2 separate regions of the Mus musculus genome follow, and region 1 is linked to region 2. Evidence: chromatin loops called from intact Hi-C (ENCODE). Cell type or tissue: left cerebral cortex. All regions are shown on one strand. Links, peaks and the distances in the headings refer to the core of each region. The heading gives the core; the rest is flanking DNA.

Region 1 (2,922 bases), core at 330-2,829, 430 kb after region 2:
GTGAGTGCAAGAAAGGCCAGCCTGATCTATATAGTTGGTTTCAGGCCAGCCAGGGAGCATAGCAAAACCCTGTCTCTAAAAAAATAAAATTAGCAAAATGAAATAAAATTTAAAAACAAAACAATTAAGAAATCTGTCCAGGATTATAAACCACTAAATGCAATACACTGGTAGATAGCTCGTCGGTGTAAGGCCATGGTGCGTACTGTTAACTACCTTGTGGTAAAGTAGACATAGCTTATGGTTAGCATGTGCTTGTATGTGCTTTATGTGCAAGATTATATGAAGACATGTGGCCGTTGGAACTCTAATTGCCCCTAGGAGTGCATATACATGTTTTTGTTTTCTTTTATTATTTATTTATTTACATTTCAAATGTTATCCCCCTTCCCAGTTTCCTCTCCTCAACTCCCCTATCTCATCCGCTCTTCCCCCTGCTTCTATGAGGTGTTCCCCTACTCCCCCACTCCCTCCCTCCTCCCCGCACTGACATTCCCCTATACTGGGGCATTGAACCTCCACAGGACCAAGGGCTTCTCCTCCTATTGATGCTCTACAAGGCCATCCGCTGCTACATACGCTGCAGAAGCCATGAGTTCCACCATGTGTACTCTTTGGTTGCTGGTTTAGTCCCTGGGAGCTCTGGGGGGTGGCAGGGATCTGGTTGGTTTATATTGTTGTTCCTTCTATGGGGCTGTAAACCCCTTCAGCTCCTTCAGTCCTTCCTAGAACTCCTTCATTGGGGACCTTGTTCTCCATCCAATAGATGGCTGTGAGCATCCACTGCTGTATCTATCAGGCACTGTCACAGCCTCTCAGGAGACAGCTATATCAGGCTCCTGTCAGCAAGCACTTGTTGTATTGGCATCAGCAATATTATCTGGGTTTGGTAACTGTATATGGGATGGATCCCAAGGTGGGGTAGTCTCTGGATGGCCTTTCCTTCAGTCTCTGCTCCACATTCTGTCCCTGTATTTCCTTTAGACAGGAACAATTCTGGGTTAATATTCTTGAGATGGGTGGGTGGCTCCAACCCTCAACCGGGGGTCGTGCCTAATCTCTGGATATGGTCTCTACAGATTCTCTCCCCTTTGTTGGGTATTTTGGCTAATGTTATCCTAGTTGGGTCATGGAAACATTTTGCTTCCCTGGCATCTAGGACTTTCTAATGGCTTTCCCTGCTTTCCCATCCCCCGCTGCTGCACACCTTATTCAAATTCTAGACCCTCTGTACTTCCCCATCCCCGCACCTACATCTCCTCCCACACTCAATCCTGCCCCCCCTTTTTTCTCTCCCTCTTCTCTTCCTCCCAGGTCCGTCCCTCCTTCTACCTCCCATTTTTATTTTGTTCCCCCTTCTAAGTAGGATTGAAGCATCCACACTTTGGTGTTCCTTCTTCTTGAGCTTCATATGGTCTGTGAGTTGTACCGTGGGTGTTCCAAGCTTTCTGCCTAATATCCACTTATCAGTGAGTACGTACCATGTGTGTTCTTTTGTGACTGGATTACCTCAGTTATGATGTGTTTTAGATCTTTCTGGTTATTTGCTCACCTGTTATTCTCCTGTATGACCAGCAGAGGGAGCTCAGGAATTTTTTTCTCATCTTGGAGAAGCCTTCACAGCCTCCTTTGAAATAATGCATTCCTGAAGGACGGCTGTGGTTTATTAGTAGCTTTTCATATTCTGAAAAGAGAAAGTAGGCATCTAGCCAGACCTAGAATCTTTCTACTATCAAGGCCATACCTGCCTGTGAGCAAACATTGTCAAAGTACACTTGCCCAATGAGCTGCCCAGGCATCCTGTCCATGTCTCCTACAGTACTCCTACATGGCTCCCTCGCTCCCTCTCCCTCTCTCAGAAACCAGCAATTGCCTGAAAGATAAAAAAGCTTTTCCCAGATTTTTTTGTTGTTGTTGCTGAAGTTTCTTTGTATTTAGTTTTCTAATATTGGGACTCATATTGCCCAGGGTGGCTATGCAGTTACTCTCTATGTAGCCAAACATGGCCTCGAACTCTCAATGGTGTCCTTTATTCACCTCGCAAGCACTGATATTACAAGCATGAGTCACCATATGAAACTTAAGTTAATTTTCATGTAGAGATCCAATAGTTCCGGCACCATTTGCTAAAATGATTATTCTTCCTCCATTAAATTGACTTTGCTCCTTGCCAAAGACTAGCTGCCCGTATTTGCTTATTTCTGAGTTATTATCTCTGTTCCACTGATTTGTCTATCCTTATATCAACTTCACAATATCTTGCTTTCTGTCATGTTATAGCAAGTCCTGGAATCATAAGCATAGTCTAAGTGTTTCAATTTTGTTCTTCTTCAGGACTTTGCCATTTAAGGCCCTTTGCCTTCCCATGTCAATTTTAGAATCAGTCAGACAGTACCCCCAATAACAGTTGGGATTCCACTTAGGATTGTACTAAAAGTACCAGGGACGGAGAGATGAAGCAACCTCTGAACAGCATGGGCTTTCAGCCCATGAACACAAGGCATCCCTCCATGCATATCAGTCATTTTTAATTTTTTTCTTCATAATTTTAGTCTTCTGCACATAGATCCTTCATATTTTGCTAGACTAATAGTTAAAACTTTTTAGAACTGTGGTTCTGCTATAAAATGTATTATTTTTCTTTATAAAAGTTTATATTGCTGGGAGATGGCGGCGCACGCCTTTAATCCCAGCACTCGGGAGGCAGAGGCAGGTGGATTTCTGAGTTCGAGGCCAGCCTGGTCTACAAAGTGAGTTCCAGGACAGCCCTGTCTTGAAAAACCAAAAAAAAAAAAAAAGACAAAAACAAAAACAAAAAACAAACAAACAAAAAAGTTTATATTACTCATGGGTACAGTAAGTCGGTGCAGGTGCCACAGATACCAAAACAGGATGTCAGATCCTGGAAAGTTTAAGTTACAG
Region 2 (2,922 bases), core at 299-2,798:
AGTGGTGTATGGGCAACACAAACTGGACTTCGTATGATTTCTCCATCTCCTCCTTTTTTCGGAGGAGGTCATAAGGGTTGGAGGAGAGTGGACCCGAGAGTATTAGGAAGTGAGTGTGATCAGGGTGCATTATGTGAAATTCCCAAGTAACCAACAAAAATATTATGTTGAAAGAATAGTATAGTAGAGTCACAGTAACTGTTTAAAAAATTATTCGACTAAGAAAACATAAAACTGGAAAACAATTCAAAACATAAAACTTGAAAACAATTCACTTTTTTCCAAATCATGCATTATATACAGGACCCAGGTATTAACTGAGCCATCATTAGAGGCTGAGGCATCTGAGACCCTGTCTACACTGTCTCAGGGGAGGTAAATGCATGATCACAGGAGAAGGAAAAAAAGAAACACAAAAAAGACATTGGCTAGAGGTTTGTAAGGCAGAGGTTGAAAGGCAGGTAGGGAAAGGCTGAGGATGCTGGTACATGTGTTTGGCACCTTGGGACCTCTGACTTTAGGCTCATTAAAAGGCTAAATGATTTCTTGGAAGCTTTTAATCTGCAGTTCTGGATATATTGACCCTGTTGTATAGCCAATGGCTTTGGTGGGATCATTATAACATACCCATGACACAACGGAAAAACTGTTGTCTCCACTTTACACATGCAAAGAGCAAGGTCCAGGCTGGATTAAGCAAAAAAAAAAAAAAACACACACACACACACACACAGGAAAATGAGCTCCGCCAGTCCTTAGTGGGTGATAGGACTATGTTCAAGTAGCTAAGGTCAAAATTTCTTTTCTTTCTTTGTTATTTTCTGAGACAGGTTTTCTCTGTGTAGTCCTGGATGTCCTGAAATACATGCTGTAGATGTGGCTGGCCTTGAACTCAGGGATCCACCTATCTCTGCCTCCTGGATGATATATATATATATCAAGATCAAAGTTTCTTAGCCTAATGCTTTGTCACATAGGACTGCAGAGTCACCAAGATGAGAGAATTCACTCAAGACTGGTCATGACATTTTGTTGTCTTGACTTACAATTGCTTCTGAGGAGCACAAGGGTGGGTGCTGTGGTTCTGTAGGTCTCTCAGGTTAGTTTCCCATTCACCCAACTGCTCTTTCCCCGATTCTGCTCATACAATTTAAGATTTCATTTCTACATTTATCTTGACGCCTCATTGTTACTGCAATGTCTTTCTCAGCATAAAATGATCCCAATACAAATATTAATATAAATGTCCAGGATTTTTGGAATTTTTGTAACAAAAGATTTTTCCATTATACCAAAAGAATAGTGTGAAATTCCTGACACTGGTTTAAAATTTTACCTGTGAAAGATTTGGCTCCTGAGATCTTGGATGAGACTGGCACAGACCATATCCTCTTGGTACTGCCTGTGTGCACTTGCTATCATAATTGGAATGTCATCACTTCTGTTGCTCAAAAATTATGGTCAAAACTGGGGACACTACTCAGGTGATAGAATGCTTGCCCAGCAAGAATGAGGCTCTGTATGCTATCCCCCAGCGTTATATAAAACGTAGTAGGATGTTGTACACCCAAAGATAATCCTAGCAATTGAGAAATGAAGTCAGCATCAGCAGTGAAAGTCATCCTCAGATAGGAGTTCTCTCTCTCCGGAGTTACACGTGACGCTGCCTCAAAAACACATAGTTAGCTTTGGCAGAATATGACGAGGACATTCAAGAATTCTTCTAAACAACCGTGCATCCAGTAAAACCACTATTTCCTAAAAAGCAGACAGCAGAGGTCAGCAAAGCCCATTCTACTTTTTCTCCCGAGGAGAGAAAGGCCGGGCTTTGACTTTCATGTTGCCGATTTCAGACCCTTTTGCAGCCCCATCCTTCCTCTCAAGGCTCTACATAATAATTGAAAGATGGGCTCTCCTGGATAGAAAGAATGAACCCTAATCAGCCAGTATTACTAAATGAGCAGAAACAAAGCCATGGCTTTGGGGATGGTGCAATAAACACAAACACCACAACAGGCTTCCAGAGACATTATTTTGAAATGAATACGCTTCGCTCAGAGTTGATCAGAAACAGGTGATATAATACACAAACAAACACAAAGCACATATACGATATGTATCACACTTGACTAAGAAGACTGCAATTAAGGGCAGCTATTTAAAACTATAATTGATAATTTTTAAGTAAATATACCCTTGGAACCAAATGCAGATGGCAAACCCACTATACGGCTGACCCCTGGGCATGAAGAAGAAATAAACAGGAGGTACATTCCATGCTGTTAATTATTTTCACTGCTACAGTTGTTTGCTATATAATACAGGTCAAGGGGTTAGCCTGAAGCTTCTCCTAATATATTAGTAAATAAATTTGAACAGATTTTAATTTGCTAATGGAAAGGTCTGGGCCAGTTGCAAATAAGAGGCTACTTTGTCTCCCTCATTAGCATGCAACCAGGCCTATCTTTCCCATTCATACAAAATGTTACATTTCCATAAAGTGTAGTGTAATTTGTCAGGAAAAAAAAATCTGGGAACTATATTAGAATAAAGATAAATTTGTATCATGTGGTCATCCTCCACATAGAGTCTTTATGATAATTGCATGTCTAACACCTGCCTCTAAATAATACTGCCTGCCAAATAATGCCACTCAGAATCTTCATAGTATGTAAAAATGACCGAGAATAAAGCAGCTATTCCTCTGGATGCGTTTCTGTGTGTTTATACTTAAGAGCTATAGCCTTTATTGCTATTCAGTAGCATGTCCCAGGTTTTGTTTAGACCATGACTCGCTTTCCTTGAGGACTTAGGATCCTTCTGAAAGCTGGTATTCAAATACCAGGACAAATCACTGCTTGCTCTCTAACAAAAGCCCCAGAGCTTGAGGTAAAATGACCACATTGTCCATCATTTAATCAA

What was found. Hi-C counts contacts between places; a loop is a spot of excess contacts. Peaks named below come from ENCODE experiments on the same cell type or tissue, not always from the same donor. Only the 100,000 strongest peaks of a DNase experiment are listed, where the experiment ranks them.
Region 1: a loop joins it to region 2, with 6 times the contacts of the local background. A loop is called at or near these places in 3 of 42 quality-filtered maps.

What each region holds. Positions count from the first base shown.
Region 1 is chrX:60,608,057-60,610,978 of GRCm38, reverse strand. No RefSeq gene overlaps it. Among named protein-coding and RNA genes, the nearest start is that of Gm715, 62 kb to the right of the region's middle. In left cerebral cortex, for the core only: a CTCF peak has its summit at 1,563 (motif pointing right); a DNase peak (open chromatin) is centred at 1,596.
Region 2 is chrX:61,042,212-61,045,133 of GRCm38, reverse strand. The region is part of intron 2 of Gm14664 (predicted gene 14664); the gene reads right to left. Among named protein-coding and RNA genes, the nearest start is that of Gm14664, 32 kb to the right of the region's middle. In left cerebral cortex, for the core only: no CTCF peak of the experiment used is centred there; a DNase peak (open chromatin) is centred at 1,788.